Linked DNA regions of Homo sapiens: all the other regions are linked to region 2. A link is an interaction called in ENCODE POLR2A ChIA-PET data of the cell type or tissue named here. Cell type or tissue: HepG2. All regions are shown on one strand. Each heading gives the region's core, and the rest is flanking DNA. Links, peaks and the distances in the headings are about the cores only.

Region 1 (8,120 bases), core at 3,653-7,652, 62 kb after region 2:
ACATCTATAAAGTGGGGCTCATCACGCCTTCCTCCTAGACAGGCCTAAAGCTGGAATGGTACAATGTGCAGCTGCCAGGCACATTGCACAGCATCTGGCCTGTCCCTAGACTCCTTCAGTTCCCCCTTTAGCTGTGGAGGAGAGATGGCCAGGCAGAGGTGGGTGGCAGGGAGAGAACTGAGAAGCCCCAAGCTGAAGGGAAAACGGGGGAGTCCTTGGTGTCCCTCCCTTACCCCCTCCTTCCATGCCAAGATAGTTGCTCCCTGTTGGTTTGGAGTCAGTTGCTTATCTGACTCTAAACCTTCAAAAGCCTGGGTAATGTACCAAGACCCCATCTCTTTAAAAAAAATGTTTAGCCAGGCATGGTGGTGACATGCACCTGTAGTCCCAGCTACTCAGGGGGCTGAGACGGGAGGATGGCTTGAGCCCAGGAGGTGGAGGCTGCAGTGAGCCGTGGACATGCCACTGCACTCCAGCCTGGGGAAGAGAGCGGGACCCTGTTCCAAAAAACAAAGAACAAACAAACAAAAAAACAAAAAACCTTCAAAAGTTTCCCATCAGCAAAGAGGGGAGGTGGTGTGAAGGGCCACAGATCAAAGGTTAAAAAAAGACTCTACCAGCCAGGCACAGTGGCTTACGCCTGTAATCCCAGCACTTTGGGAGGCAGAGGTGGGCAGATCACAAGGTTAGGAGTTCAAGGCCAGCCTGGCCAATATGGTGAAACCCCGTCTCTACTAAAAAGACAAAAATTAGCCAGGTGTGGTGATGGGCGCCTGTAGTCCCAGCTACTCAGGAGGCTGAGGCAGGAGAATCGCTTGAACCCAGGAGGCAGAGGTTGCAGTGGGCTGAGATCGCACCACTGCACTCCAGCCTGGGCGACAGAGTGAGACTCTGTCTCAAAAAAAAAAAAAAAAAAAGACTCTACCAGTTCAGGCCCACCTGACATTTACAGTCAGAAACCTAGAAATATCTCTGAACATTCCCTTCCCCCAAAGGCTACAAGGGATAAATGTTTTTTGCTAGTCCTCCAAGAATTAGTAAAAACGGTGAACCCCACTGGACCAGGTATCGCTATCCTTTTGCCCCCCTTATCATCACTCCTCATAGAAACTGTCCTTAAATTTTTCTTTCATCTTTTTTTTTCCCCAAGACTGCCCAGGCTAGTCTCAATCTCCTGGGCTTAAGCAATGCTCATGTCTCCTAAGTAGCTGGGATTACACCATCATGCCCAGCTCTCAAGTATTCTTTTTTTTTTTTTGAGATAGAGTTTTACTCTTGCCCAGGCTGGAGTGCAGTGGTGCAATCTCAACTCACTGCAACCTCCACCTCCTGGTTTCAAGAGATTCTCCTGCCTCACCTCCCGAGTAGCTGGGATTACAGGTGTGCACCACCACTCCTAATTTTGTATTTTTAGTAGAGATGGGGTTTCAGCATGTTGGCCAGGCTGGTCTCGAACTCCTGACCTTGAGTGATCCGCCCACCTTGGCCTCCCAAAGTGCTGGGATTACAGGCGTGAGCCACTGCGCCCGGCCTCAAGTATACTTAAAAAAAAAAAAAAAAAAAAAAAAAAGCCAGGCGCGGTGGCTCATGCCTGTAATCCCAGCACTTTGGGAGGCCGAGGCAGGCGGATCACGAGGTCAGGAGATCGAGACCATCCTAGCTAACACAGTGAAACCCCGTCTCTACTAAAAATACAAAAAATTAGCCAGGCTTGGTGGCGCACACCTGTAGTCCCAGCTACTCGGGAGGTTGAGGCAGGAGAATGGCGTGAACCCGGGAGGCGGAGCTTGCAGTGGGCCGAGATGGTGCCACTGCACTTCAGCCTGGGCAACGGAGCAAGACTCCGTCTCAAAAAAAAAAAAAAAAAAAAGAAGAAGTCGCCAGCCATGGTGGCTCACACCTGTAATCCCAGCACTTTGGGAGGCTGAGGCAGGTAGATCACAAGGTCAGGAGATCGAGACCATCCTGGCCAACAAGGTGAAACCCATCTTTACTAAAAATACAAAAAATTAGACAGGTGTGGTGGCGGGTGCCTGTAGTCCCAGCTACTCGGGAGGCTGAGGCAGGAGAATTGCTTCAACACGGGAGGCGGAGGTTGCAGTGAGCCGAGATTGCACCACTGCACTTCAGCCTGGGCGACAGAGTGAGACTCCGTCTCAAAAAAAAAAAAAAGGCTATTATAGCTGTTCCCTAATAAGAATCTAGCCCAGACTCTGCCACTGTGTGACCATAGGCAAGTTATTTCACCTCTCTGTGGCTTGGGGTCTTCATCATTACAAAGTGGATGGACCAAACATAAGTTCTTTTTTTTTTTTTTTTTTTTTTTTTTGAGACAGAGTTTTGCTCTTGTTGCCCAGGCTGGAGTGCAATGGTGCGATCTCAGCTCACTGCAACCTCTGCCTCCCAGGTTCAAGCAATTCTCCTGCCTTAGCCTCCTCAGTAGCTGGGATTACAGGGACGCGCCACCATGCCTGGCTAATTTTGTATTTTTAGTAGAGACGGGGTTTCTCCATGTTGGTCAGGCTGGTCTCGAACTCCCAACCTCAGGTGATCCGCCCACCTGAGTTTCCCATAGTGCTGGGATTACAGGCGTGAGCCACGGCGCCCGGCCAGACCAGACGTAAGTTCTAACCTCAATTCATGAATGGGCTTTAGATGTGCATAAATGCCTTGAGAAATTGAGTAGTATTGGTTGCATCCCAGAAGGGAACTGAGTAGCAGAGGGGCCATTGTACTATATTCCCCTTTGCATCCTTTGTTTTTTTGTTTGTTTGACGCAGGGTCTTGCTCTGTTGCCTAAGCTGGAGGGCAATGGCACAATCATTGCTCACTGCAACCTCGACCTCCCAGACTCAAGTGATCCTCCCGCCTCAGCCTCTCAAGTATCTGGGACCAGAGGCATGCACCACCTTGCCCAGCTAATTTTTGGTTGTTGTTTGTTTGTTTTGAGAAGGAGTCTAGCTCTGTCACCCAGGCTGGAGTGCAATGGTGTGATCTCGGCTCACTGCAACCTCCACCTCCCAGGTTCAAGCGATTCTCCCTCCTCAACCTCCTGAATAGCTGGGATTACAGACGTGTGCCACCACACCTGGCTGATTTTTTTCTATTTTTAGTAGAGACAAGTTTCACCTTGTTGGCCAGACTGGTCTTGAACTCCTGACCTCAAATGATCTGCCTGCCTGGGCCTCCCAAAGTGCTGGGATTATAGGTGTGGGCCACCACGCCCAGCCTGCCCGGCTAATCTTAAAATTTTTTTTGTAGAGGAAGGGTCTCACTATGTTGCCCAGACCAGTCTCGAACTCCTGGCCTAAAGCAATCCTCCTGCCTCAGCCTCCCAAAGTGCTGAGATTAAAGGCATAAGCCACCACTCCAGGCCTCATTCTTTGAGTTTTGAACCAAAGGAATGTATTACCTTCTCAAAAACAAATATATAAAATGTATATTAAAAAAGAAAAAAATGTATGCAAATCCTTGTGTATGTGGGCACTGGTATATCTTGGGGAGGAGCCATAATTTTTGCTAGATTTTTCCAAGGTGTCTCTGACCCCAGAAAGGTTTAGAGAACATTTCACTAGATGACCTTAAGAGTCATTCCCAGTGCAGTGGTGCTGTCTTGGCTCATTGCAACCTCTGTCTCCCAGGTTCAAGCAATTCTCATGCCTCAGCCTCCCGAGTAGCTGGGACTGCAGGCACACGTCACCACGCCCAGCTAATTTTTGTATTTTGTATTTTTAGTAGAGACGGGGTTTCACCATATTGGCCAGGCTAGTCTCGAACTCTTGACCTCAGGTGACCCGCCTGCCTCAGCCTCCCAAAGCGCCCAGCCCCAATTCCAACTTCCTGACTTGATGAAGTATTACAGAAAACAAAAGTGAGTTTCAGTATTTATTACATCAGCCAGTCTGGGCTGGATGCAAGTGAAAACGCACCTTGAATCTTACATTGAGGACTTGATACGGTGAGCCGCCTTCGATGGTGGACTATGGTGCTGCCTTCAGAGATCAAGGTCAAGAAATTACTCCCATTGGCCTATTCTCTCAAAGCTGTTGAATTGAGTCCTCATTGCCCCACCACTCTGCCCACTTAAACATGTCGTTTGGATTTGCTGCACAAATGATGCACAAAGATAAATATGAATTTTTAAATGTTGGCCACTTTGGCTCTGAGGGGAAAGGGAGTGAGAAGGATAGGAAACGAGGGTCAGAAGAAATGGAGGTAAAATGGAGATGAATGGAGCCTCGGCTCATCCAGAGGCCTGGGCTGAATCTCAGAAACCCACAAGAATCCTTACACGCCAGAGAGGAAAAGTGCTTCCTAGGCGTCCAATGTGGAAAGCTTCAGGGAAAGGAGAATCCAGCTGAGGGATCAGAGAAAGGCTGGTTAAGGCAACCAAACTAGCAGCTGAATGGGTCCCAGGAAAGGAAAAGTTCACATGGTTTAAAAAAAAAAAAAAGCCTCCATTTAACAAGTGGTCCCCGGCTATGATAAACTTTAATTAACTGCACTATCATAATTCACTTCTAGCCTGGGTTCCACCCCAACCTGCTCTCTCCCTCCCACTCCCTCCCTCCTCTCCCCAACGTCTCTAGTCAGGTTTCCTTAGTGAAACCAAACTGGCCTCCATGGCTGGATGCCTCATTATTACAGCTGCTGCTTCTACTGTTCATAATAGCACCCAGCAACAAGAAGGAAAGAAACGATGCTGTTCTCAGTGCTTAAAGACAGGCCCTCCTTTCCTACCTATGTGCACTAGTAATCAAGGGTCTTACAATCCTAAAAGTTCCTGAGCATAATACCATAGTGATGAAGAGACAGTTGCAGGCCGGCAGGAGCAGCTGTGCACAGAAACCGGTAACAGGGACAACTCCCAGCTGGAGCCACCAGACACAACTCATAAGGTCCACGCCCAGACAGGTGATCCACATGTCTAAATTCACATGCACTGTGCAATGCCGGAGGAGGGGTGGCTGCACCCACCGCTCCTTCCTTCAATGATAGTTAAATTATACCCGTGACACTGTATTCTCAGGCTGTTGAGCTTTACCAATTTTAAGAGTATGTGCCTTGGGAGCGGGAGTTGGGAGCATCTTAGAGGATCTTCCAGGCAAAACATGCTTGGTTTTTATTAATGAACTTACACAAAAAGCCAACCCAGACCTTTAAGTGCAATGTGTGATTGGTAGCCAGGCGAGGATGGGTTTTGGAATTAACTCTTCCTACAGTCTGCTATGCATTATCACCCCCAAGTTAATTACCCCTGCGGATGAAAATAGGTTTCATGACTCATAAGCACCAATACAACACTTGGCAGCAGATGAAAATGCAAGGACACATTTGCAGGAAGCTGACATGAATATCTATTTATATGTGGGGAGATTCTTAGAGGTGAGGCAGGCACCTCCCATGTACCAGGATTAAGAGGCTGCAGCAGATCCATCAATATTGCCACTTATCCACACCCACACACACACACGCGAGTGCGCGTGCACACAGAGTCCTGGTTTCCACCACTTCAGTGATGGCAGTGGCAAAGCAGGAAAAGAAACTAAAAGGGTGTTATTAACAAGTTCCGACACCAGCCCGGCCTCCACACCAGAGTTCTGGGCGAACCAGTGATTTGTTTCTCCCCAAACGTGCCTGTACCCATCCCCACCTCCCAGTCTTCCCACTCCTTTGATGGGAGTGGAGTGGGGGATCCAAGTTTCTTAATAGTCCTTCAGCCTTGGAGGGGACCAACAGGGCCCAGCTCGCCCCGCCCAGGAATGAGATGTGGCCAGGAATCAATTTGACTGGATTGCCGGGTTTTGTTTTGCTTCCTCCCTCCTGTTTTCTGCTCTTCTATTTGCCTCCCAGGAAAGTACAAGGTTCAGATCAGGTTTGTTTGCCTTCCCCTACCACTGGGAGGACTCCAGGCTGCTCTCAGCCCACGAGCAGGGGCTCTGCTCTAAAGGGCAGTAGTCTTCTCTCCGCTTCCCCGCCTCTCTGCACCTCACAAACGCCGCCAAAAGCTGATTAGATGAATAATTGCATTGCTTCACCAGCAGGAATGGATTTTTATTTGATGTTGGAAGTAAACCTTTGCTTCAGGAACTAAGTTTGGGGTTTCCCCCCCTCTTCCTCATCCTCAGAAACCCTCTCTAATCAACTAAGTCTTTAGAATTATTTCTGCCTTTAAAAATAATTATTTAAAATACAAGAAAGAAAACTTGTAATGAATGAGGTGAAAACTGGTTTTCCAAGGAACCAGCCTGAAGCTACTGCGGACTCTCCAAGGCTGAGTGTATGCATTTGCTCCCAGCTCTGTGGCAGTTTTGTTTTAAATATGCAGACTGATGTCTGTCATATCTAAGAAGCAAAGCATCCTAGCTTTTCTCCTAGACTTTTTCGCCCACTTGTCAAGTCACCAGCTGCACTGGGTGTCAGCCTATGTTCACCGCCACAGGGCGAGGCACCAGAAAGCATTCTTGACAATGCCATTTGCAGCTGGGCCCGCATCCGGGGGAAAATAGAGATGCTGAAGAGTAAACCGAAATCGCTTAGTCAGCAACTGTCGCCTCCCCAAGAGGTGAATTTAAATAGCCTGGTACCGAGGGGGAGGGGCAGCAAGGCAGCACAGGGCCTTTCCCACAGGCCAGCTCCCAGGGCTTTCAAAAGCACTAGGATTTTCGTTCTATACTGGAGGTAGGGAGGGTGTCGCCTACGTCGGAGTTGCATGGCCTTAGCCCTAGAAAGACAAAATTGCTGACTCAGCGCAGTTAATATCAATTGAATTTATTACAAGTTACTAAGCTCCAAGGCACATTACAGTGTTCTGTTAACTACAGAAATGTATAAAGGACAAACAGAGCAGATTCTCCATGTCTAGCATTTCGCTCTACTGTTCAAAAGCATCCGTGCATCAATAAAGCAAAAACAAAACAACACGTGTAGATCCAACACATTCAGGTCAGTAGAAACAAACCAAAACATTTTCCCCTCACAAACTTGCAACAAAATACACCCCATCCCCCCCGACACCCCCTTACCATTTTGCAAACAAAACAGAAAAACAAAACAAAACAACAAAATAAAGTGAAGACTTCAACACTTGGGGCAGTTTAGAAGGAAGCTTTCACCATTTTATAGCATTTTTTTTTTTTTTTTTTTTTTTTTTTTTTTTTTTTAGGCAGCAACACTGGCCTTGGCAAAAAAAAAAAAAAAAAAAAAAAAGTCTTTTTCTTTTGTGTGTGTTTTTCCTTTCAGAGAGTGCATAACATTTACAAAAATACACACCAGCAGCAGTCGTTGCTAAGGGCTATTAATTCTGTACCTAGGCAAACATTCTGCCACCAAATAAATGCTAACGATATGATGCAAATGACCCAACCAATACTATACTGCTTAACACAAACCAGCTTATCCTTCAAATGAAGAAGTTACATACCTTTGTTTCAAAATATAGAAACATACGACGAAAATAATGTCTATACATAAGACTAACTTTTTGCAGTTTCGTTATATTCACAATTCTACACCTTGGGGGTGAGGGGAGGGAGGGTCGAGTTGGGTTGGGGGAGGGGCCCTCAGGATTGGAGAGGAGCTGGTCTAGGGCAAAGGAGGTGGCTGCCCAGTGGTTCAAGGGTCTCTCTCCTTTTTCACTTTAACATCCCCAGCTAAGATAGTCGCGATTTCGCCCTGCATGAAGGCCCAAGGTACATTCGACCCGACTAGGGGGCATTTCTCTCCGCTGGGGCAATACACCTCGCCGGTGGCCCCCTGGGCCTTGATACTCTCTCTAGAGCAAGGGAAGCAAAATTTGTGGCTGGGGACGGAAGGGCACTGAACGAAATGCGTATCCTCCAAACGTTCGTGGCAAATGGTGCAGCAGAGGGGTCCGCTGTTGGCCATGGGGGAATCCGGAATGTTTTGGGGGTGCACTTGGTCCATGCCCGGGTGGGCGCTAGGCGGCGGGGGCGCCACCTGTAAATTCAGGTCCCCGTTACGTGATGCCAAGCGGCGCTGCCCCGGCACGGAGGCCGGCGAGACTGGGCTGCTGCTGTTTCGCCGCGCCGACGCAGTGGTAGAGTGCACGGAACTGCCATCCTTGGGCGAGTGCGCTGTGCCCAGAGTATCTGCCACCG
Region 2 (6,055 bases), core at 1-4,000:
CTCGGCTCACTGCAACCTCCGCCTCGCGGGTTCAAGCGATTCTCCTGCCTCGGCCTCTCGAGTAGCTGGGATTACAGGCATGCACCACTACACCTGGCTAATTTTGTACTTTTAGTAGAGATGGGGTTTCGCCATGTTGGTCAGGCTGGTCTCAAACTCCTGACATCAGGTGATCCGCCTGCCTCGGCCTCCCAAAGTACTGGCATTACAGATGTGAGCCGCCTCACCCGGCTTGTATTTTGTTCTTGCAGACGAAAGCTGCCCACCAAATATGAACAGATAGGAACCTCGTGATCTTTTGGGGCTGTCATCCTTCTCTCAGTCTGCCAGTAACTGGGATCCTGGCATTTATCCTGGAGGTCCCTGAAGGTCCAAGAGGGAACAGAGGAAATCTGATTGGCACAGGTGTGGTGACGTGAAGCAGGTGGTGGCTTTTAGGACTGGAGGTCTGGTGTAGGGTGTATTAGTGAGGAGAACATGGAGGGAGGAACTCACCAGGAAAATTGCAGCCAATTTCCAGCGGTCAGGAATTGAAGATCCAGCAGAGTACGGAATCAGCTCCTCCAGAGTAGTGGGTTTTTCCAGTTGTAGGTTGAGATCCATTCGTGGGTCATGAAATCAAGTTAAGGGATCATAGTCATACACAGAATTTTTTTGTTTGTTTGTTTTTGAGACAGTCTCATTCTGTCCAGGCTAGAGTCTCTAGTCTCTGCCCAGGCTAGAGTGCAGTTTCACAGTCTTGGCTCACTGACCTCCACCTCCTGGGTTCAAGTGATTCTCCAGCCTCAGCCTCTCAAGTAGTTGGCGTTACAGGCACCTGCCACCACATCTGGCTAATTTTTTGTATTTTTAGTAGAGACGGGGTTTTGCCATGTTGGCCAGGCTGGTCTCGAACTCCTGGCCTCAAGTGATCCGCATGCCTTGGCCTCCCAGAGTGCTGGAATTACAGGCGTGAGCCACCACGCCCAGCCAGAATTTTTTTTAAAAAAAGGAAATAGAAGAGAATGTAAGAATAGAAGTGCAGGTTAAAAGGAACGTTTAATTTCATAAAGTTTTTGCCTCAGGGTAGTATGCTTGTCTGAGTAATGGGTTGAGATAGGAACGCATTTCTTAGTGCAGGTCTTGATTTCAAATGTTCGAAAGCCACTGCTCTGGAAAATAGAGGAGTGGAGACCAAAGTGTGCCCTTTGTGTATGTGTCGGCAGTGGGGTGGGGGTGGGGGTCTCTGTCCTAGCATTTGGTTGCAGCACCCCAGGAGTGCCTGTAGGGGAACCACTGACCTCCACTTTTCCATACGCTTCACACCTTCACACCGAAATGTGCTCCATTCCCTTTGCTATTTTTTTTTCTTTTCTTTTTTTTTTTTTTAGACAGAGTCTAGCTCTGTCGCCCAGGCTGAAGTGCAGTGGCACGATCTCGGCTCACTACAACCTCTGCCTCCTGGGTTCGAGTGATTCTCCTGTCTCAGCTTCCTGAGTAGCTGAGACTATGCCTGGCTAACTTTTGCAGTTTTAGTAGAGACGGGGTTTCACCATGTTGGCCAGGCTGGTCTCAAACTCCTGACCTTAGGTGACCTGCCCACTTCAGCCTCCCAAAGTGCTGGGATTACAGGCGTGAGCCACCTCACCCAGCCTGCTATTTTCATTAGGAGGAAAAGAGGGATGGTAGCTTTCATCCAGATCCCCCATCTTCAGAATGTTTTCAACTTTCCCCAGAACCTCCACAGCGTTAAGTCAGTCAAAATCCTTGGATGGACCCTTCCAAGTAGCAAGGGCCACCCTGTCCCCTTTCCCCTGGCCATGAGACCACGCAGAGCGCAGGGGCCGGAGTCAGAAAGGGCAGTTTGGCCCCTGGGCAGTCTCCTGAGAGTCTTTCTCCTCCCAGTTTCTACTATTTGGCGGAACCTTGAATGCAGGGGGGCGGGACAGAGAAAAAACTAGAAAGCTCGACTTCTGCCTGCGGGGCCGGAAGCCCCGCTGCGGCCCCAGCCCGCGGTTAGCCCCTGTTTGTCATTTTGCAAATCTGGTCAACCCACCTCCGGTGAAAACTCCCAACCTCACCCCAGGGGGCAATGACTAATTACAAAACACATTTTCTCTCGTTTTCGTCAAGCTCGCTGTCCCGCCCACACATCCCCCGCCTATCCCGGCACCCGTCGGCTTCCTCAGGAGCCTCACTCAACTGTGTTGAATGAACTCTTGGCCTGGTCCCTCCCCCAGAGACTTCACACCGTGGGGTTCTTTCCTCCCTGCTCAGCTTTACTTTCACTTTCTAGTCACTCTCACTTCTCTGTCAGCTTCAGCTTCTCACCCTAGAGCTTGAGCCCTGGTCCTTTCTTAAGGCAGGGGCTATTGCCCAAGTCCTGGGCTGCACCCAATTCGTCAAAAGTCTCGATTCATCAATAGTCAAAAATATTTATCAAATGCATTCTGTTCCAGGCTCTAGGAATGCAGTGCAAGACAGGCAAGGTTCTTGCTCATACAGAGCTTCTAGAAACCTGGGATACAGAGATGCAATCAAGTGATAAAACACATGGATGAAGGCTCTGCCATTGAACACATGGTTCTTGACAAGCCCACAGAGAGGCACAGCTAAGCCAGCCCTGGGGAGCCAGGGAGGGTTCCCTGGAGGGAGAGAAGCTGGATCCAGGTCTGAAAGATGACTTGAAGTCAGCCATGAGCAAGGAAGAGATTTTCCAGGCCAAGCGAACAGCCTGTGAGTGGTGCCATTTGGGTGAGGCTGGCTGGAGCTCACAGGGTGGGAGGGAGTGCAGGGAGCTGGGGTCCCCAAAGGTGGAAAGAAGCCAGACCCAAAAGGACTTTGAAATTCTGCTCAGCCATTTGGATTTTGTCCTGAGGGTGATGGAGATTTGTGAGCCCCAAATATCTGAGACAGGTCCCAGTCCCTTTAGAAAGTTTATTTTTGCCAAGGGTAAGGACAAGCCCATGACACAGCCTTAGGAGGTCCTGAAGACAGGTGCGCAAGGTGGTCAAGGTACAGCTTGCTTTTATACATTTTAGGGAGATATAATACATCAATCAATATATGTAAGATTTACATGGGTTCTGGCCGGGCGCGGTGGCTCATGCCTGTAATCCCAGCACTTTGGGAGGCCAAGGCAGGAGGATCACCTGAGGTCGGGAGTTCAAGACCAGCCTGACCAACATGGAGAAACCATCTCTACTAAAAATACAAAAAAATTAGCTGGGTGTGGTGGTGCATGCCTGTAATCTCAGCTATTCGGGAGGCTGAGGCAGGAGAATCATTTGAACCCGGGAGGCAGAGGTTGCAGTGAGCCAAGATCACGCCATTGCACTCCAGCCTGGGCAACAAGAGCGAAACTCCATCTCAAAGAAAAAAAAAAAAAGATTTACATGGGTTCGATCTGGAAGGACGGGACAACTCGAAGTGGGGGGCTTCCAGGTCATAGTTAGATTTGAACATAAACTGATTGGCAATTGGTTGAAAGAGTTATTGTCAGCAGAAAGGAATCTCTGAGCTATGATAAGGGGTTGTGGAGACCTAGGTTTTATCATGCAGTTGAAGCCTCCAGTAGCAGGCTTTCGAGAGAATGGACTGTAAATGTTTCTTATCAGACATAAGGTTTGTGTTGATGTTGATGTTAGGGGTATAATGAGGCTTGGCTTCCCTTCATGGCCTGAACCAGTCTTTCAGGTTAAATTTTAGACTGCCCTGGCTGAGGAGGAAGTCCATTCAGATGGCTGGTGGCTGGGGGGTGAGGGGTGTGGGGTGTTCCATACACAGCCATGGAAGGGCCTCAAGCCAGAGAGACATAATAAATGGAAGTGGGAGGCAAGACTGGACAAAGAGAGACCCGTCAAGAGTTTGTTACAGGCCGGGTGTGGTGGCTCACACTTGTAATCCCAGAACTTTGGGAGGCCAAGGCAGGCGGATCACGAGGTCAAGAGATCGAGACCATCCTGGCCAACGTGGTGAAACCCCGTCTCTACAAAAATTAGCTGGGCATGGTGGCACGCGCCTATAGTCCCAGCTACTAGGGAGGCTGAGGCAGGAGAATCGCTTGAACCCAGGAGGCAGAGGTTGCAGTTAGCTGAGAGGGTTCCACTGCACTCCAGTCTGGCGACAGAGCCACACTCCGTCTAAAAAAAAAAAGAAAAAAAAAGAGTTTGGTTGTTGCAGTGGGAAGATGTGAATGGACATGAGAGATATATTTAGGAGACAGGATTGTGGATATGGAGGTTAGAGGAAAGGAAGAAGGGAAGGATGACTCCAGGTTTCCTGCACAAACCATGGTCCCCCCTGTTCCCTACAGGAGGAAGAGTTGGAAGAAGAAGAGCGATAGATAGAGAGAGGAGACAACAAGGTCCCTCTGGGACAGGCTGAATTCCAGATGTCTGTGGGACACTAGGCCATTGGCTATGGTGGTCTGAGACCCTAAACAGGGGCCTGGGATAGGGTTTTAGTCTGGTCACCATGTACACACGGAGGCAGGGTATAGAGTGAGAAGATGGGATGATTGAAAGGCCTGGGACACGAGCCAGGGAAACGCAGGATAGAAATGACTGGCAGAGGCTGGGCACGGTGGCTTACGCCTGTAATCCCCACACTTTGGGAGGCCGAGGTGGGTGGATCACTTGAGGCCAGGAGTTCAAGACCAGGCTGGCCAACGTGGAGAAACCCCATCTCTACTAAAATACAAAAAATTAGCGGGTCATGGTGGCATGCACCTGTAATCCCAGCTACTCAGGAGGCTGAGGCAAGAGAATCTCTTGAATCCTGGAGGCAGAGCTTGCAGTGAGCTGATATCACGACACTGCACTCCAACCTGAGCGACAGACCAAGACTCTGTCTCAAAAGAAAAAAAAAAAAAAGAGGTGACTGACAGAGAATGACCCCAGCAAAGGACCAGAGAAGGAGCAGTCCACGGAGGACCACTTGGAGAGGGTGGGTGGGGGGAAACCCAGCTCACAGGAGAAGGTGTGGCCGATGGTGTGGCATGCTGCTGAAAGGCCAGGTAGGTGAGAACAGTGGTGAGCACTGTTTCAGTGGTGGTGGTGGCGGAGGGAGAGTGACAAAAAGCATTTGGTTCTGAGCCTGGGAGTAGCAGGCTGGGGGAGGAGCCTAAGGCTAGGCCGGCTCTCAGGAGCAGTGTGGGCCCCAAATATCCTCTTCTGTGATCTTTTTACCTTTTGGCAAAGTGTTATTTAAATGTATTTAAATCTTTTAAGGAAATATTTCTAATTTTGTGCCAAAATAAAGCACTGTAAATCCTAGCCACTGTTCCTTTGCTTCCCCAGGGGCCGCAGTGACTGTGTCCAGTCCTTCCTCACCCCGCTGCAGAGTCAGTCCAGGAGGCCTTTACCCACAGCACTGCCACCTCCCTCCACGACCCCTGTCTTTCTCTTCCCCAGATTAAACGCTCCCACTTCTCTCCATTCTTCTTTCTCCACCCCCAGGCCCATTTCTGCCTCGGTTGCCTGCCTCCAACCACAATCCAGTTTTTTGGCTCCCAGAGACAGACATGCCCAGATCTGAACACCACCCACCTGGGTATGTTCTGCCAGTGTGCAAGGTGGGGCCCTCCAGGCCCTCTCCTCCCCTCCCTTTTTCTAGATGCCATTTCCTGCTAAAGCCACCTCTCCCATGGCTATAAACTACCTTCAATCAGGGCACGAACTCTAGAGCACAAGAGAACCTGAGATTCTTTAAAACATTCTAGTTTAATGTCCTCGTTTTACAGATAAAGAAAATGGGTACGGCCAAGACCATAGACCTAGTGATTGTCAGATGAACAATTAGACCCACAGAACCATCCAAGCTACAGAGGACGCATTCTGCCTTCCCTTGGATCCTGTGGTTTGAGGATGGAGGTCTAGGACCGTGGCAGGCTTTTTGTCCCATGAGGGAAGGCCATGGAGCTGAGGAAGGGGAAGAACACACACACCTAATGGAATCTCGAGAGAAAGTTCAGACATCAAAAGACAGAAGCGACAGAGACCCAGGTCTGTGGGGACGCTGTATGGCTGAGTCAAGTCTTGATCAAAGTCAGCATTATATCTGGACTTGCACAGTT
Region 3 (8,120 bases), core at 2,203-6,202, 81 kb after region 2:
AGGGACACGAAACATCCCTGTGTCTGGGAGGTGCCCTTCTGAAAGAGGCAGGAGATGGGTATTTGCTCTCACCAGGCTCCTCTCCTTCAGGATTTTTTTTTTTCTAATTCATTGCAAGATGGAGTTTTTTTTTAAAAAATTGGCACTGATAAAAGCCAAGGATAGAAAACTCCCCATAAAACACGGCCCCCCAAGGGAAGTGCAAAACCCATTTGATGCAAAATATAGATATCTTCACCCTGGATTTTTCCCCCTTTGCTTTACAACTCTGCAGACATCAGGTTAGCAAAAGGTAATAAATAGTCCTTGCACAGCAGGGTCTGGACTAGTGAAAACAGTTTACTGAAATTAATGGGCCTCGTTTGAACCAAAACCTCCACTTTGGAATTAATGCCAGACATAGTTTTCCTGAACTCTATCCAACCGCCTAAGCGGCAGACAATTTTCATTCTATTTGTGCTGGAAAATAAAGCCCAAGCCCTTGATCTCAGTGTAGATTTTCATTAAAAAAAAAAAAAAAGTACAGTGAATACTATGCCAATTTCCACTTTCTGCCCATAGAAGCCCTTGTGCTCTGGGCTGTGCGTGACGGTCAGAAGTTATCTGGTAAACTTTGCATTGAAAAGCATCTCCGAACTCCCTCCCCATCTGTGGCCTCACAGCTTTCACCATGACATCTGAGAGATTCAAGGAAAGCTCCAGAAACAGGCTTAGCTCTCAATAACAACCCTCTTCCCTACAGATCTTAGAAAGGCTGGATCTGAACAACGCTGCCTGCAAGACCTCCATTCCCACCCTAAATAAAGCGCCAAACCATCCAACCGAAACCCACCCCTCCTCCCCTGGTACTCAGGGTGTCTACAGCTCTGAGGCTCCCTTTATTTTTATTTTTATTAATGTATTTTTAAGGCTGAAAGGCACACACACCACACGCATTCACACCCAGTGGTTATGGGGTTTTGGCAGGTACGCGGAGACCCGGTGCCCCAGCTGTCAGTGTCTGATCCCAACCCCTCCTCCTCCTCCCTCCGTTATTTATTAATAAAAGCCTGGTCGTGGGCAGCCGGCGTTCTGGTTTTCATTGTACAGTCTGCACTGGTGACACAGGACATGTGGAAAATTTTGAGAGCACTGCGGTGAATAGTGTGGAGGGGGAGCGTGAGCAGGGGGAGGGGAGGGGAGGGAGGGGAGCGAGTTACTTTTTAGCTTCCGCTAAGTACTTGGCGGCTCGCCAGGCCCGGAGAATTGTGGGAAGCGAAAACCTCCCCAGTATAAACTGCCAGCTTTAAGCAGCCCTGACAGTTCTGCTCCTTCCAAACTTGGCAGCCGTTCAAAGTGCTCTTTCATTTGAAATGCTGGAAGCCTGCCATGTGCAATGCAGATTTGCTGTGCCTGTGCGCAGAAGGAACTGATAAATGCCGTTGCAGTTGCCATGGGGACAGGAGGCTATCAGAATGGCCTTGTGATCCGCAGCCTCTCTGCGCGGCAGGCTCTCGTTCTCCCCCTCCCGCCCCTCCTCCCTCTAGTCAGTGAGATGGTGAAATAAATGTTCTGGAAAAAGGTTAACCCTCCCCGCTCTGGTTCCGAGGGTGAGAGGAGGTTAACCTCTAAGCACTTCCTTGGCCTTAAGTGCCAGCCCGGAGCACAGGTGTCAGCGCCGTCCTTGGGTGGGTCACCATCCTCCCGCTCTCCTCTTTCACACCCCCAGCTTTCTTCCTGCTCCCTGGGGGCTTTCACAAAGCGGTATTTTTAATAGAGGCTTTTCAGCAAGCTCAAGTGTAAGTCTTTGAGTCATCAAAACCCGGATGTAAACACAGCAGCCCTGCATTCTGCACAGTTTGCGTGTATTTTATCTTTTTAATAATATTTAGCTGGCAACTTAAAACTGCAAGGATGCCAGATATTTTAGCCAGCCACTTACATCATGCAGCATCCATCTTGGGGAGAGTGGTGGCGGGTCCTTTCCTTGTTCTCTTGCTCCCTGCCGCCTACCTGAGACCGCAGGAAATCTGGGTCTTTCTGAAGGCATCTTCTTGTGGTGTAGTCCCCTTGGAACCGCGGCCTTTAGAATGAACATGACATCACCTTGGGCAACAACGACAGAGGGTGTGTTCCTGTAGGAGACAAGACACGGGGAGATCCAAGGTGAAACAGATCTATCATTTACGCTGCGCCAATTTCAGGTGTGTGAGGGTGCACAGTCTGGATCATCAGCCCCCCATTTAGCACGAACTGCCGTTTGAAACACAGTCTGATTTAATGTACAGAAACAAAATAGCACATTCAGATTTGGTATATTTTCAGGCCTGTAATGCCAACACTCCGGGTGGCCTGTTTAATGGGGAAAAAATGAAATATTCCACTCCAGCCCAGGCCTATGGAAACCAAAGAGGTTTAGTGATTTATTTACATTGGGGGTAAAAACGGTGAGCAGTATTCCTTCTCGGCTCGCTACTTCCTGAAGGTTTCCTGAACCTAAACATTCGTTAACATCCCAGGAAGGGAACTTATTTTTCCTGTGGCTTTCAATATTTTCTGCTAAATATATTTCGGCACACTGTTTATCTTGGGCTTCAGCTTTCAGACCTTTATGCACTTTTAACACCTTGAGGCTGTTTCACTGAAAAATGGTGTATGTTAATTAAAGAGGACTTTATGTGCTGGGCATTAAGGCAGGGGGGATTTCTGTTTTGATCTGTCTGTATAATGAGGGGCTTCAGGATGAAACACAAGTCAGAGGCCTGTTAGCTTCGTGAAGCCCTTTTGACAAAGCGGGACCTTGAATGTGGGCCCTTGTATTCAAACACTTGAAGACCACAGAATGTTGAACTGAACGAAACATTTCTTCCTAAGTGCATGGTGAACATGGAGGCCAGGAGACGAGAAAGACTGAAAATGCCCCAAGTTCCTGGGGCTTAGCTGCAATTTCTTTGAACTTGACTGTCTCTGGGTGTCTGCTCGTGATTGTCACGGCAGCTCTGGCCAAGGCGATGCACTCTGTCTCGCTGGAATTTCCTGATTCCAAAGTAGCCCCTTCCAAATAAATAATCAACAAACGCCATCTGCTTCACCTTGCCAGCAGGCACAGAGCTGAAGGGTTAGCTAAAACCTACAATTTTTAGGAGCAGTAGGCTCTTGAGACATTTCAAGATAGGTTTCGACTTGGAATTAAACTAGAGTTAGAGGCAGAAATCAGGTGATTCAGAAAGCAACCCCCCCTCCCTCCCGCCAACTTCCCCAGACAGTCCAGGCAGCTGGGTTTTTGGCTCTCACAGCTGCTAAGCTTTGGCAAGCCAAAAGCATATTTCGTGGTGGTGATTCCTTTCCCAGGTTGACGGACATGTTTCTGTACTGAGCACAAGGCATGTTTCCTGACCGTGTGTGAATCAGAGGCTGCATTTTTATCCAGGGCTTCTGGTGACAGTTTTAAGCTGGATGAACAAAGCAGACCCTGACATGTCCCTGTCATCAAGGTCAAGAGATACAGAATCTATCCTAAATGTTCGCCACCTCTAGCCCAGATGTATTATATTTATTTATTTTTGTTTTGTTTTGTTTTTTGAGGCGGTGTCTTCCTCTGTCGCCCAGGCTGGAGTGCAGTGGGGCAGTCTCAGCTCACTGCAACCTCCGCCTCCCGGGTTCAAGCAATTCTCTTGCCTCAGCCTCCCGAGTAGCTGGGATTACAGGCACGTGCTATCATGCCTGGCTACTTTTTTTGTATTTTTAGTAGAGACAGGGTTTTGCCATGTTGGCCGGGCTGGTCTCGAACTCCTGACCTCAGGCGATCTGCCCTCCTCAGCTTCCCAAAGTTTCTGGGATTACAGGCATGAGCCACCACACCCGGCTATTTTTTTTTTAATCATGCCAAGAGCAGCCACCACCCCACAAGTCAATGGATGCCCATGTTCATGTGTCAGATGTTACCCTTCTCTCTCTCAGTGTTTTTGTAGTGTTTGCTTCTTTGTTGGCTTTGGTGAGAAGATTTACAAAAGCCATTTTGGACCCTTGAGTGCCTTTCCAGATCGAGGCAAGCTCCAAGATTCCAAACAGCCTTGACCTCGTCTGTGTCGCCCCATTATAGCAGGGATGATAACCGGAGGGGAGTCCTTGGTGTAGCCCCTCCATACCAGGGCCCGGAGAGCCAGCTTCCCAGAAATCCATGGATTAGGAAACTCTGTCGTGGGCCAGTTCAGGAGCGGCAGGGGGAACAACTCCCTTTTGTTTTGTTGTCTAGCATGTGACCAGAATGCTGCCAGCTAATTTTAACCCCACCAAAGTACTGCTGGGAAAAAAAAAAAAAAAACTATCTTGCATCTGGAGAGAGAAATGCTGTGGGCTGGATAAAAGCTTTTCAGCCTGTGTTCCTTCCTGTTTCAGTTTCCAAACTTGCATTATCGGTAACCTGAAAAATGATGAGTTTCACCAAATTCCTGGATGTTGTGCAAGAGGACAATGAGTCTATTTTGGGTGGTGTGAGTGTGTCTGGCATAGACACTGGGAACCATTGTTTTCAGGAGGGAGAATGTTTTGGGGTTTCCTGGTGCTTTCCTTATAGGGTCTCAAAGCCCCAAGGGGTACTGCTGGGGGGAGAAACCCTCCATGGCAACCATGGAGGCTGTGCTCTGCAAAAGACCTGGCTGAGAATTGGGTGGTTAGGCCAGTGGGTGGGGGTGAGGGGTGACGTGGCAGTGGTGGCTCCAGAGGTGTTAAAAGGTGCTCTGTAGGGAGTGTTTGAGGTAGAACGACTGGAGCAGGAAGAAGTGGGGAGAGAGAGATGCTTTCACTGTGGCTGGGCGGCCCCCTGGGACACAGGGCACCTCTTCTACTAATTCTCCATATCTGCTTTTAGCACCATGCGTGAATGGAGGATTATATGGAGTTCCCCACCCTGGATACTGGATTCTCAAAGCATACCTGTGGTGGTTCATTGTTGCTGTCTGGCTGGATGGCAGTTGTTGCTAGTGGAAAAGTCCAGAATCGCAAGACCCAGGAAATGAAATGGTTTGGGTGAGACAGCGTGTAGCTAGGCAGGTGCCGCTGACTGTTCTAGAACTAGATAGTAAGGTGGACTGCCGTTAACCTGAGTGTCCACAACGCAGTCTCGGAAGATAAGGTCAACACTGCAGCACTTGCTGCAACCTCAACCAGGAGAGCTTGGTGGCAGTTGTTCTGACAGCTGCAGAGGGCCTCAGCTGCCTAAAAAGCCATTTGCTCAGCCCTGCCCTGTCTGGCCAACTTCTGTGTATTTCAAGGATCCTCATGGGTCTCTGTGGCCCCCCTCTTTTCTGAGTCCTCAGGCAGACACCATCTTCGGAAGGGCAGGGAACCCCATGTTCTGCTTCTAACTGGCTGCTATAACCTGCCAGCAGTAGTCAAGATCAGTTGGCAAATCCCTAAATTAAGGTTCTGTTTATTTTGTTGTTTCAAAGGCTTGTTTTGAGCAAGATGTTGTGCTTTAATTAAAAAGATGAGAGATCATGAGTAAGTGAAAATATTTTTGAATCTTCACAAATAGGTTTGAATTTCATTTCTTGCGATTCACAGTAGGGGGTCAAGCTGATCAGCACTTTTATCTGTGAGACCATCTAGAAGGTCTTCTGTAAGTTAACAGCTGACTCTTCTGCACAATAGAATTGTAAAGGGAATCCTCTGTCAAGCATTTGTTCCTTGCTGCTTCTCTGTTTACAGATTTTAGCCAGCCTTCAGCTGTCATTAGGGCATATTCCTCATTTACCTTTCTAGCCAGAGGATTCCTAAATGTTTCATAATAGCTCCACAGCTGGAATGCAGCTGCTTGGGGTGGAGCAAACATAACTCCCTATAGGTCAGCGGGTGAGGGAGGGCAGGGAATCTTGGAAGGTTGGGAAAGTCCTTCTAAAGCCAGAGCTCAGGAATGAGTGGGGCCACTGGTGTGAAGACTTTCCAGATGGGGGAAGGAAGGGTTCATTTTCTGCCCTCTGGGTAGATTCCAAAAAATCGCTTTGGGGAGGCCAACTATTTTGAAATTGCCTTTAAAGAAGACAACACAAATGTTTAAACTGACCTGGAAAAGCCTTTCTTTTTCCTTTCCCTACAATCCTAGTCTGTTCCCTTGCACATTAATCAACAGAATTGTGTGCCCACGATTCTCCCCTCCCTCACCTCTTTTATTATTATTATCTTTGGTTCAGGAAACTTTTGGAAGCTTTCCCAGGCTGGAGCTATAGAATGATTCCAGGAAAATGCATAGGAGTTTCTGAGTTTTCTCTGGAGGGAGCTGAACATGTTTTTCAGAGAGACGAAGCTAGGGGCAACCAGGTCTTGTGCAAGAATGCAGCCACAAAAGAGGGCAGACAGTGCTAAAAAGATCTGTGGACATCCAAAAGTTCTGAAAGCAAGGTGTGGCTTAGTGAGCCTGCCTGTTCCCCACCCCTTCAGTGTTTTATTATGGCAGCTGCCATGATGTCAGTCCGTGAGCCCAAGCACCCCATCTCAGGGAGATATGCTGAGAACAGCTGGGTGCTGGGGTTTGGACTCTCAAGTTAGCAGCACTTGTAGTTTCTGCCAAAAGAACACTCCAAGATATAGATGGAAAAGTGCAGGGAGTCAATACTTACCCAGCAGGCAGGGGCCCCACCCAGACATGGAATGCAATGGACAAAAAAGTGTCCTTGGGCTATTGCTGCCAAGGGTGGTGCCAGCCTTCAGCCTGTGCCAGCGCAGATGCTTTTGAGCCCAGAAAACACACACAGAACTGCATGCACGCATATATCAGAAACATCTGTCTATACACAAAACCAGAAAGCTACTGGGGAGGTGTGCATAGATGAGGTACAAGAGCAAGGGGGACCTGCAGGACCCATCACTGATAGATGTGGCTTTTTTTTTTTTTTTTGAAACAGGGTGTTGCTCTGTCGCCCAAGCTGGAGTGCAGTGGCATGATCTGGCTCACTGCAATCTCCACCTCCTGGGCTTAAGTGATACTCCTGTTTCAGCCTCCCGAGTAGTTGGGATTACAGGCGCACGCCACCATGCCTGGCTAATTTTTGTATTTTTAGTAAAGATGGGGTTTCACCATTGGGCCAGGCTGGTCTCAAACTTCTGACCTCAGGTGATCTGCTCACCTTGGTCTCCCAAAGTACTGGGATTACAGGCGTGAGCCATTGCACCTGGCCAGATGTGACTCTTGAAAGCAAAGGCAGCTTATATTTCCTGGAAATACACTTCATTCAGGTTGGTTCACGGGCAAAGGAGACAGAAGTTGCTCCTTAAGGAGAATGCCCTGGGCGAGGGCAGAGCTGCCAGCCACTCTGCAATGGTAGGGCTGCTGCACCCACTGTGGCCAGGAGAACCTCAGGAGAGGTGAAACAATCAGAGGGTTGTGGTGATAGAAACTAGAGGACACAGCTCCCAGCTCTCCTCGCCCCGTTAGTTTGAAGACTGTTACCAGCAGCACTGTCGTGGTTCTGGCAGTAAAATCTCCTTCCTTTCTACCCAGGGACATACCGACTCCGGAAAGCATCTTTCCTACAGCAGGTTGGGAAGGTGCTTAACAGCCCAGACTTTAGGATATTAATAGCAATGATGATAGGCAAGGCTGACATTTATTGGGCACCTCTTATGTGTTGGACATTGTGCTGGCTGTTTCAATGCATTATCTCTTCTAATCCACACTTAATGAAGTGGATTCAGTTATCGTCCCCATTTTATAGATGAAGCAACTGAAACTCAGAAAGGTTAAATAACGTTATCTTAGGACACACAGCTAGTAAGTGTTGGCTGAAGTTTGAACTCAGGGTTGCCTGACTCTAGAGGCCTTATCAGACAGATCTGGGTTTGATTCTTGACTCATGAGACTTTGTGACCTGTGCCAAGTTTCTGCACCTCCAGGCTTCCTCATCTGTTTTCATTGTTAGACACATCAAATATTGGCAATTTCATGTAATTTAGCCTAAACCTGCCTTACAACATTGCTTTAAGGCAGGGTGTGGTGGCTCACGCCTGTAATCCTAGCACTTTGGGAGGCTAAGGAGGGTGGATCACGAGGTCAGGAGTTTGAGACCAGCCTGACCAACACGGTGAAACCCCGTCTCTACTAAAAATACAAAAATTAGCTGGGCGTGGTGGTGCGCACCTGTAAT

The links. ChIA-PET counts read pairs that join two places held together with the same protein. Peaks named below come from ENCODE experiments on the same cell type or tissue, not always from the same donor. Only the 100,000 strongest peaks of a DNase experiment are listed, where the experiment ranks them.
Region 1: POLR2A ChIA-PET joins it to region 2 with 16 read pairs; 32 of 35 experiments call an interaction of 5 or more read pairs at or near these places.
Region 3: POLR2A ChIA-PET joins it to region 2 with 10 read pairs; 29 of 35 experiments call an interaction of 5 or more read pairs at or near these places.

Annotation. Positions count from the first base shown.
Region 1 is chr14:77,017,788-77,025,907 of GRCh38, forward strand. IRF2BPL (interferon regulatory factor 2 binding protein like) reads right to left here. Exons shown (of 1, transcript NM_024496.4): 1 at 6,756-8,120. The coding sequence ends at 7,615. Among named protein-coding and RNA genes, the nearest start is that of IRF2BPL, 6.9 kb to the right of the region's middle. RefSeq lists an enhancer at 5,759-6,053 and a silencer at 6,260-6,485. In HepG2, for the core only: a CTCF peak has its summit at 5,891; DNase peaks (open chromatin) are centred at 5,884 and 6,584; H3K4me3 peaks cover 2,060 bases.
Region 2 is chr14:76,959,893-76,965,947 of GRCh38, forward strand. It overlaps LINC01629 (long intergenic non-protein coding RNA 1629), which reads left to right. Exons shown (of 3, transcript NR_133913.1): 2 at 2,439-2,715; 3 at 5,723-5,910. Among named protein-coding and RNA genes, the nearest start is that of LINC01629, 3.3 kb to the left of the region's middle. RefSeq lists enhancers at 719-1,253, 1,254-1,789, 1,574-1,783, 1,834-1,883, 1,894-2,293 and 1 more. In HepG2, for the core only: no CTCF peak of the experiment used is centred there; a DNase peak (open chromatin) is centred at 2,109; H3K4me3 peaks cover 1,377 bases.
Region 3 is chr14:77,039,133-77,047,252 of GRCh38, forward strand. LINC02288 (long intergenic non-protein coding RNA 2288) reads left to right here and starts at 1,917. Exons shown (of 4, transcript NR_110554.1): 1 at 1,917-2,145. RefSeq lists a silencer at 1,090-1,279 and enhancers at 1,389-2,120, 1,396-5,878, 1,530-1,619, 5,425-5,935. In HepG2, for the core only: no CTCF peak of the experiment used is centred there; DNase peaks (open chromatin) are centred at 4,409 and 5,769; H3K4me3 peaks cover 1,249 bases.